2 separate regions of the Mus musculus genome follow, and region 2 is linked to region 1. The links are chromatin contacts, found by Hi-C in ENCODE. All regions are on one chromosome and are shown on one strand. The core of a region is the stretch at or near the end of the contact, and the rest is flanking DNA. Distances in the headings are between cores, read along the strand shown. Region 1 holds the start of Ltbp1 (latent transforming growth factor beta binding protein 1). Region 2 holds the start of Fam98a (family with sequence similarity 98, member A).

Region 1 (5,538 bases), core at 1,584-4,083:
CAGGCTGGCCTTGAACTCAGAGATCTGCCTGCCTCTGCCTCCCAAGTGCTGGGATGAAAGGCGTGCATGACCACTGCCCAGCTGCCTTGTACATTTTCAGTGGTAGAAAACATTTGTAATTTTTATGGTGTGTGCACGGTATATGTAAGTGGTATGTATGTATGTATGTATGTGTGTATGTATGTATGTATGTGTGTTGTGTGTTCATGCTTGCCTTTATGTTTGTGTGAAGGCCAGAGGAGGACACTGAATGCCCTGTGTGATCATTTCTGCCTAGTCCCTTGAGGCAGGGTCTTTCATTGCACCAGGAGCTAGGCTGATAAGAGCAAGTCCCTGTATTCTTCTGTTTTCCTTCCCCTACAGTGCTAGAGTTATGAGCTTCTGTGACCATGTGGTCTGCTACTATGTGGGTGATGGGGATTTGAACTTAGATCTTTATGGTTGCACACCAGGTGCTCTTACTTTCTGAGCTGTTTCACAGAAAACACTTCTCTATAGAGCCATAGATCAGAGTAAAAACCAGTCTTACTGCAAACTCAGCGATTACAAGCAGAACCTCAGATTCTCTAGAAACTGAGATCCAGGCAGGTGGAATGACTCGCTCAAAGTAAAGTAGCAAGGCTAGGCCCCCAGGGTCTGCTTCCAGCTGTGCTCTCTGTAGACAGCTGCTTCTGTCCTGGAAGCAGTGTTGATATATGCCATTCCCCCATCCTGGACCTGGGAGACACTTGTCAGGAAGACTCACCCAGCACTGAAGACTAGTAAAGACTTCTTGTTGATGCTGCTGCCTGGGTCATTTCCCTTGTCTATTCTCCTCTGCCCTTCCCATCCCATGGCCTCTCTTATCAAAGTGCACTCAGCCTCGCCTCCTGCTTCCTTCCACTGCTCCCTGTCCACTGCAACAACTGCTTAGAAAAATCCCTATATGACACCTAGAATCTTCATCGGGGCAGGTTTGACTTGCAGCTAGGAAACATTCTCTGTTACGAATTGTCCACAAGATGACAAAGAATTATGGGCTAAACTAGGTTCTAGGACCATGGAAATCAAGCAGTGCCTTGTGAGATTTCTGTTATTTTTCTCTAAGCATTACTTAATTCAGCTGCTTAGCTTCTTTAATGCTTTATTTAGATCTTGTTTCCTCAACCAGATAGGTTTCCTTTACACAAAGGCTTTGTGCCCCAGGATACTTTGTAGCTCTAGATAGATACAAAGATGCTGTGTATCTGCTGGTCTTTTGCACAGCGGGCATTTGGTAGGCATTTGTTCCCTTGTACTTTTGCATCTAGAACTCAAAGTTGCAGACTTGGGACAGTGTCTTGACCCTTCTTTTCATCTGGTTCACTTTAACCCAGCTCTAAGGTTGGACTGGAGTTATCCTGTTCAGGGCTGGGAGGGGCTTTTCACCCAGTTTGTGTGTGTGTGTGTGTGTGTGTGTTGAGAAAGCAGAGCTTCTGAGAGGAAAGGTGAAGTGTCCGTGGCCTGTAGCCATTAGTGATCATTTTATCTGGAGCCCTGGTCTCCTCCCCGCGACCAGAGCTATTTCTTTGATGGTAGTGACTCTCTCAGACAGTGCTCCTTCTGGAAGCCTGTGTTCAGGCTGCTGGCCTCCAGGCCCACTTCCCTCAGAGCAAACGCTCACCAGTATTTCTGTAATGTGCAGAGAAAAGTAGGTGACTAGATTAGTCCTCAGCTTGGAATGATTTTTCCCACTATCAGTATTTCTGAAATTATTCTCACTTGCTATCAGTTGTCCTAAGCGGATGCAGGGAAAACCCTCAAACAAAGAACAATCAAAATTACTAATATGTGAGAAAACCCAAGCCTGGGAAAAGACCCTTTTTAATTCACTTAAAAATATTTATTTATTTTATGTGTGTCACTGCTTTGTCTGAATATGTGTATGGGCGCCTGAATGTCAGAAGAGAGCATCAAACCTCCTGGAACTGGAATTTTGGATGGTTGGGAATCTAATCCAGGTCCCCTGAAAGAGCAGCCAGTGCACTTAACCACTGAATTATTGCTCCAGTCCCGGGCCTTTAAAAAATTGTTTTAAAAAATATACAGTTATTATCATGGACTTTTGATTGCAGTCATGTAAAAACAGCATTCATTCTGTTGACATTGTCTTAATTCAGATGTTAGCAGTAAAGACGTCATTTCCTGGTTTTCTTCAAACTCTGTTTTGCACGAGAGAGAGAGAGAGAGAGAGAGAGAGAGAGAGAGAGAGAGAGAGAGAGAGAGAAATTCCTAAATGCTCCATTCCACTCCACTGCAAGGACCACCGGCAGGGCAGCCTCTGCGATTTTCTTCATCTACACGGGCGCCCCCTGCTGCCCATCCCGCATTCTTGACCCTCCAATGTCAGGAGCAGGGTACCACAAAGTCTTCCGGAGGTTGCAGTCCTAAAGAAAACCTTCCTTCAGACTAATAGAGCTAATCACTTTCCAATGGACAGCTCACGCTACCTCGGATAGCCTTTTCTGGGACCGGACCTAGTGTTTTAATCCAACTTCTGCAGACAGTATCCGAGCAAACTCGAGTAAAAGTGCCTGCGCTTCCAAACTGTATTACTCGAATCCTTTCCGGCTGCTAGAAGGAAAGGGCCGTTCCCTCACCTTGCTGAGCCCTTTGTCTTTTCCTGGCGCTGGGGAGCGGGAATCCCTGTCCACCCGACCCATAGCCCCAATATCTGGATGCGGAGGGTGGCGGCTCATTCTCCGGCTCATCTCGAGCTTTCCCCAATTAGGATTTGCTGCCTGACGTCACGTCTGCTGCAGATTGGCTGTTCAGATCTGACACAGGGCTCCACCGGGGAGAAGAAACTTTTAAAAGACTTTGCAGCCGGGGCTGCCTCTGAGCGTCCAGCGCTCACGGTCGTCCTTGCTCACCCTCGCGGGGTTGGCGCCCGTAGCACCCCAGCCGCACCCGGCGACACCTCGTCTGAGCCAGGGGACCCTCACCTTGAGCAGCTCGCGCCCCTCCCCTCCTCTCCACCCCAACTCCCGCCCCCTGCTCGCCTCCACTCCCGGCTGGGGTCCGCTGCCGCTCAGCCGCCCGCAAAGCTCCCTCCCCTGCGGCCACCCAGTTGGTCTCCACCCCGCGGCGCACGGGCTCTCCGCAGAGTCCTTGGGGATACCGAGGGAGCGCGCCGGGGCAGGACGAGCCGCGCGGCCGGAGACTGCCCGCGATGGCGGGAGCCTGGCTCAGGTGGGGTCTCCTGCTCTGGGCAGGGCTGCTAGCGTGGTCTGCGCACGGCCGGGTGCGGAGGATCACGTACGTGGTGCGCCCGGGCCCGGGACTGCCGGCCGGAGCCTTGCCTCTGGCTGGGCCCCCGCGGACCTTCAACGTCGCACTGGACGCCAGGTACAGCCGGAGCTCAACAGCCGCCTCCAGCCGCGCCTTGGCTGGGCCCCCAGCCGAGCGGACCCGGCGCACCAGCCAGCCCGGCGGCGCGGCCCTGCCGGGGCTCCGATCTCCGCTGCCACCCGAGCCCGCGCGTCCGGGGGGGCCCAGCCGGCAGCTCCACTCTAAGGCGGGTGCTCAGACCGCGGTCACTCGCTTCGCCAAACATGGCAGGCAAGTCGTGCGCTCCCAAGTGCAGCAGGACGCTCAGAGCGCCGGGGGCTCCAGACTGCAGGTTCAGCAGAAGCAGCAGCTGCAGGGGTAAGCCCACGCTCTGCCTGCCTCGCGCGCCGGGACCCGCCGAGGCCCGGGAACCGTCTCCTCCCCGCCGGAGGCGCTGCGGGAAGGGGTGGGCACGGGGGAAGCCCGCTCACTTTTTACTGGTGTTTAACTCTCAGTGCATTGTTACCCAGCTGCGGGGGAAACACAAAAGGCATTTATTTCTTCCCCGGGGCGTAACCTCCTGTGCGCAAACCCTTCTGCTCCTAGACTATGGGCGTAAACATGAAGTCACTACAGCTTAATCCCAAGGCATCAATTAAACTTCTTGCAACTCGGTTTTTTATTTTGGTTTACCTAATGAAAAAGGGATTGTGAGTGAAAGCTGGCTCTAAAGACCCAGCTCTCCTTGAGCATCCCAGAAATTGTATACTTGGGTTTCCTGGCACCTGTGGGTCCTAAATTGGTAAGGGGCTGGGGGTGAGACTCCACGTGAACAGCAGTAGGAATTAAAGTTTGTTATTCGGTGCTGGTAAGTATCCCCACTGAACGGCTTTAACCCCATTAATCACAAGTTAGGATGGGGGCGACTTAATTTGGACATACGCCCCCCCCCCCCCCCCGCAGGGATGGATTCTCGGGGTGATCTCACTCTTTTGGCAGCACGGGGGAGGGGGAGGGGCTGGGGGATACTACTCTCTGAAGCAAAGTGGGCCCAGAGAATATGAAGAATACATTTGACTCTGTTTTAATTTGGAGTTTAAGAGACAACTGTTTGTTTGGATTTTAAGACTCCATGCTTGTTTATGCACATCCCTTAGTTCCTCCATCCTTCCCAGGTGAATGGTCCCTGACCCTTCCACTTGAGCAACTTTGGGTGGAGCATCCTGGGCACACTTTGGAGCTCTCTCTCTAATCGAGAGGAATGTGTAAGCAAGAGATTGGCTTTTCAGGAACACTCTGAAAGCTTGAGTTCACTGCGCTGGACTCAGAGGTCTCGCTTTGTTTCAGGATCAACGTCTGTGGAGGGCAGTGCTGCCACGGGTGGAGTAAACCTCCTGGCTCCCAGAGGTGCACCAAACGTAAGTCACTGTACTCACAGCGGGCCTTGCACAGTGGACCAGGTGGGGCTGTGTGTGTGTGTGGGGGGGGGGTGGAGTGGGAGGAAGAGGGTCAGGTTGGGTTAGGGAGGTTCTACAGAGGCCTCTTGAAGAGGCAGGCACTGCCCCTGGGAAGGTGAAGTCTGAAATAGAGTACACCTGCAGCCTGTATAACCATCTAGGAAGGACTGGAGTATGTTTGTCCTTCAGGGTTATGGTATCCAGCATGCCCCTGCACTCAACCCCGATGCTTATGCCTGTCTCACTTGGGGGGGAAAAATCCCACTTGAGCATAGGCTGTGTGCCAAAACAAAATACGATTCATTTTATCGTGTTTGCACCAACGAATAAAAAGCATTCGTTGACATGATGGCAAAGGCGGAATGGGAAGTAGAGAATTCTTTCCTGGAATAAGACAGGAATAGTTGCACACTGGGGATCGAACTTAAGGCTACCTAGGTGCTGAGCAAGCTCTCCACCAATGAGCTATTCATACTCCTGGACCAGTACACACAGCCCTGTCCCCTCCTGGAATTACAGACCTAAGCTAACCAGGTCCGATATTAAAAGTATATAAAGCTTCCTGAGAAGAGCCTCAAGCACCCTCCATCCTTGAAGCCCAGTTATTTTTTTCCAGAATCCTCCTGCACTTGGGGTTTCCCTACTTCATATACATGCTTAACAGTATTTTTAAAAAATACTAATCACACATAAAGATATAAGAACACCGAAGTATTTAATTAGGTATTTTCTTCATTTTCTTCATTTACATTTCAAATGCTATCCCAAAAGTCCCCCAGACCCTCTCCCCCCA
Region 2 (5,343 bases), core at 2,501-5,000, 550 kb after region 1:
AATCTTAGCTTTGGATAGGTGGAGGCCTGAGATCAATCAATCGCTCAAGGACATTTTTGGCTACGCAGAGTTCAGAGCCAGCCTAAGACACAGGAGACACTGTCTTAAAACAAGTGTCCCCTTCAAAACAAACAAACAAACAAACAAACAAAATAAAAGCCCTAAAAACCTCAACATAGAAACCCCACAATATCTATAAATGTAGTGAACACAGTCGACGTTTACACGCTCACTGAAAGCTCTTTTGCAGTTTACTTTCTTACCATTACCAATTAGATTTTATTTTTGGAGGTTTGCTTTAGGAACCTTTCCAAGTGATCATTTACTTTATAAATATGTCATTTTATGTCTTTTTACTTATTTTTCTTTTTAAGACAGGGTCTCATACTGCCCAGGCATAAGAATTTAAGAGTAATAATCAGAACTGGGTGTTCTGGCATATTCATATTAGCACCAACTACTCAAGAAACCGAAGCAGGGAAATCAAGAGTTTGAGGGCAGCCCAAGAAACTTAGCAAGGTCTATCTTAATGAAGCAAGCAAGCAAGCAAGCAAGCACTCTTCAATTATATATTGTTGTGCTTTTGAGATGGCTCTCAGCAGGTATAGGGTGCTTGCCACCAAGGCTTGATCACACTATACAAGAAAATCAACTGCAAACTGTCTCTGACTTCGACAAGTACATGGTGGCACAGACACACAAATAAACAAATAAATGTAATTTTTCTTTTAAGGACAAGAATCTATGAAGTCCTGGCTGTTTTGGAACTTACTATGTAGATCAGGCTGGTCTCAAACTCATGGAGATCTGCCTGCCTCTTCCCCCACTGGGATTAAAGACTTTGCTACTGTGCCCAGTGTAAAACAGACAAATAAAACCAAAGCAGCCAGTTAAGATTATATTCTTTTAAGTGAAATGTTAAATAAAAATATTATCATCAAGGACATACATTAAATATACTTAACATGGTATTCAGAGGCCTGGGTACTTTCAGATTCTTTTAAATATGCCTATATGTTTACATATGAAGTGGATGACAAAGAAATCTTCCACACTCACACAAAATTATACTGTCATCCTGGAACTAGATAAAAAAGGGATGGCCAGAGGGGAGGAACTGGAGAGATGGCTGAGCAAGCAAGAACACATGCTGCTCTTACAGAGGGCCTGGGTTCCGTTCCCAGCACCCACACTGGTCAGCTCACAACTTCATATAACTCTAGTTCTAGTGGATCTGGATCCTCCTTCTGGCCTCCTCACATATCCGGTATACACATGGTATATACTGACACACACACACACACACATACACACACACACACACACATATACACATAAAAACAAAACCCCCAACATAGTAGATAGTAGAGACATCTGAATAAAGGCCCAGGCTTAGAAAGTCCTCCTTGTGTTCCACATTCATTCAACAGCCAGCAGCTGCTACCTTCCTTCTTGTGCTAGGTTAGAGATAAAAGATAGCATTTACTGTTCTAGAGGCAGATAGATGCTGATGGATCTCAGAGATAGAGGCCAGCCTGGTCTACAGAGTGAGTTCCAGCACAGCCAGGGCTACACAGAGAAACCTGTCTTGAAAAAAAAGATAGTATTCAACTGTAATTTTTGAGCAAATTGTTTAAAAATACACAGCAATCAACTAATGGTGACTTTTAATAATATTTAAATGTAACCACACTAAGTTAAAATTAATTATAAACTTTCATTAAAAACTCTAGGGTTTATATTACAATGCAACCTAACTATTTACTTGAGGGCAATTGTTGCAGGGATAATTAGTTGTAGTAAGCCAGACAAGAAAACATCATTAGGATAAAGGAACAGTAATGGAAGCAAGCTCTTCCACTGCAGCCAGTCAGCTGATCTTCACCTGCACGGAATATCCCAGAACTCTTCTGGTTCTACTCCTGCAACACTACCTTTTCAAGGGAAGAGACCCTCCTCGGGGCTTTTCATTGTATGCTTCTCAGAGCTTCCACGTGAACTTATACCCTGAGGAAAACCCCACACTGGCACAGAGCAAGTGTCCCTTAAAAAATGTTTACTGGCCGGGTGTGGTGGCGCACACCTTTAATCCCAGCACTCGGGAGGCAGAGGCAGGCGGATTTCTGAGTTCGAGGCCAGCCTGGTCTACAGAGTGAGTTCCAGGACAGCCAGGACTATACAGAGAAACCTTGTCTCGAAAAACAAAACACACACACACACACACACACAAAAAAAATGTTTACTGAGTAAGCGAATCATCTTTAGACACCCGTTGAAAAGCACCCGTTCCACAGAATAAGGCTTACGTGTGGCCCATTGCAAGAACTAAGTTGGCCAAGTCTGGGCTATGCACAAAATGTGATTCAAAGAAATGACCACAGCGGCTGATGTTCACAGCGATGGTTAGTAAGCTTCCTTTATGGTCAGTACCTACTAGGACACCAAGCTAGTCACATGGGTTGCGCTTTGGCTACCTCAAAGGTGTCCTTCCCTAAAGAAAGGTGTCCCTTAAGAATTTCCATGGCATGGAAAAGCCTAAAGTTAAGCTTTGATTAAGGATTATAGTTAAAAATACAACAATCGGCAGGGCATGGGGGCTCACTCCTTTAATCATAGCTCTCAGGTGCCAGAGGCAGGAGGACCTCGGTGCGTCATTTCTTCTACGCTGATTTTATCCTGAAATAGTTATTCGCAGGCAAATACTTAATCATGCAGGGCTTTTTTTTTTTTTTTTTTTTTTTTTTTTTTTTTTTTTTTTTGCCTAAGAGCCTCTAGGTTCTCAAGTTTAAGCACCTTGATCTGGGTGACCAAACAAGATAAATAAGCCTTATTTCCAAATTCCTAAACACTGAAGACTATGACTGAGAGTCAAGATGCAAATATGCTGATTCTTGGTGGGTGAGGATGACCCTGGAATGCTGGAGTTCAGCGAGGCTGTGCTGGAGGTCTGAAGTCACTGACTGTCATTTCCAAAGCAGGTGGTTGAAAGGTTAGGTGCACAGCTGAGCGGGCTTGAGAGCAGCCGGCTGCATCGCCCAGACGTGCGCTTTGGGAAGCCTAGGTGCATGCAGAGATGACTGAGCAAAGATGATTTTTTTTTTTTTTTGAGAGAGAGAGAGACAGAGAAGTAGGGTGGGGGGTAGAAGCTCAAGAAAGAAGTAGGGAATCTTGGGGCCAAGTAGGAAAGCAGATACAACTTTGGCAAACCATAAAGTGGGGGTAGGGTGGGAGGACGGGAGGCAAGAAGAGAAAGCTTGGGGAGTGGGGGGGTGGTGAGAACCGGAGCCCAGACAATGACACGCATGACTGAGACACGCTGCGGGTAGCTGGGCTGTAGGGGAGCACCGGGGAGGACGAGGGCCGTCGGAGCCCAGTGGGCAGGGTAGGTGTGGACGTGGCACCGGGGGTCCCTGGGCCAGCAGCGGGAAGCTCCGGCGGGAGTCGGGTGCGGAGTGGCAAGGCAGGTGGCTCCGACCGGGCGCCCGAGGAGTTGCCGGGGCTCTAGCAGAGTGGACTTTCAGAAACTCATGCCCCCGCCGTCTTACCCTAGATCTTCCAACGACTCCAAGATGTCAGTCTCCATGAGGTCACACTCCATGCTACTGTGGTATTCAAATTTCCGAGTCGTCAGGCTGCCCTCTCGCCGGCAACGCGTACCCTAGCGCATGCGCTCCTTCCCCGGAACTTCCAAGTCGACAGCTGGCGCCTCAGTCCCCGTATTGCGCATGCCCCGAGCGTGCGCAAGCAGTTTGGTTCCGCCCACTGCCCCCACCTCACCGGCCGAGGAAAAAAAAATGGCCGGGTGTGCGCGTGCCCAGTATGGGGTAGTGAAGCTAGCTGCCCTAAGAAGGGCAGGAAGGCAGGTGGCGTGGCACCGAGGCTGGGAGACTCAGAGACTCAGCCAGGGGGCGCGGAGCTCTTGGAATGCGCATGTGCACAGCTTGGGGCGAGGCAGGCGCGGGAGGAGCAGAAGCAGGATCCAGCCTGGGATTGTAGAGTGACAGCTGTGGTATTGAAGATGCGTGTCCTCCTTTCACCTGCGAGTCACCACAGAAGGGCAAATTTGTGCGTTCCCAGCCACAGCCCAGGGCGGGGTTAGACGGGTCAAAAACAATGAAAGCCAGGAAAATGCCATTTGATTTTTCTTCAGTGTAGCCTCTGGAGTCCACGGTTAGAGAAGTGGCTTTCCTCAGTATGGATGCTTCAGAAAGTTTCTCCAGGGAAAGTTTTTTTTTTTTTTTTTGTCCCTGTCCTCTTGAGTCTGCCCCAGACACCACGCATTTTGTTTTAACGGGAAAGGGCATAACTCCATATCGAATACAATAGGGTATATTTGATTACATGCAGTTTAGACAATGGATCAACTTTTTGTCTCCGTTGACTTTTTTTTTTTTTTTTTTAATACAGGGTTTTATAGAGCCATGGATGGCCTGGAACTCACTATGCAGACCAGGCTGGCTGTGAACTCACAGAGCTCCACCTACCTTTGCCTTCCCAGTGCTGAGATTAAAGGCATCTGCTACCATGCTCAGTGTTGTCATTACTTTTGGCCACCCATGCTTGGGTGTAGCTTTCTATTATGAAAGAACTGTTGAATAAGGAGGAAATCGTTTTCAAAGAGATGATGTAGTTAGAAAATCATATTTATCTATGAATTGCCATGTTGTTATATTGTGTAGTCATTTGGTTTTAAACTTATTCTTACGTTTTATTTTGTAGTTTCCACTTTCATGTCTAATGGATAAGCATTCTCTGTCAGTAGTAATTCATGGTTTAGTTATTTATTTTGTGTAACATGGGTTGGGAGAAGGTTATGCACTAACTGTTCTAGTGACTATCCTCTTGACCCATGAGCGACCTGGCTTCTCCAAGAAAGCTCCCCTAAAGTTAAATATTCTTCAAGGTGTATTCATTGATTCTAATTTCCTGATTGGGAAAAGTTGCAAATCCAGAGCCAAGGTTCTGTCAGACTGTCATTAGTCCCCTTAAGAGCCCACCCTGGCCCATCCTGTGTGACCTAACCTCATTTTGGCTATCAGGTAAAACTTTTGGGATGTGTAAACATCCAAATTAGCTTCTGCCTACTCAAAGCCACAAGTGTCATCAGATAACAGCTAAGTTCTCTCCACATCACTGTAAACTTCTCACCTGCTGTCCCCACCAATATATCTGAAGAAATAATCCCTTGACTTATGAGTTGGTATTGTGTAACTATACAGACAGTGGAACCAGTTCTGTGTTGGCACATGTTATGTGGGGCAGTCTGAGTCTGTACCTGGGTCATGGTCACTCATATTTGGATCAAGAAAAAAAAGTATTTTGCATCAACATATTATTGTATAG

The links. Hi-C counts contacts between places; a loop is a spot of excess contacts on that map.
Region 2: a loop to region 1 is called in a map of heart, with 2.7 times the contacts of the local background. The contact joins the promoter of Fam98a here to the promoter of Ltbp1 in region 1. A Hi-C loop is called at or near these places in 8 of 37 maps with a recorded cell type or tissue (heart and left cerebral cortex).

What each region holds. Positions count from the first base shown.
Region 1 is chr17:75,002,696-75,008,233 of GRCm38, forward strand. Ltbp1 (latent transforming growth factor beta binding protein 1) reads left to right here and starts at 2,834. Exons shown (of 34, transcript NM_019919.4): 1 at 2,834-3,666; 2 at 4,636-4,706. The coding sequence starts at 3,191.
Region 2 is chr17:75,548,196-75,553,538 of GRCm38, forward strand. Fam98a (family with sequence similarity 98, member A) reads right to left here and starts at 3,751. Exons shown (of 8, transcript NM_133747.2): 1 at 3,546-3,751. The coding sequence starts at 3,598.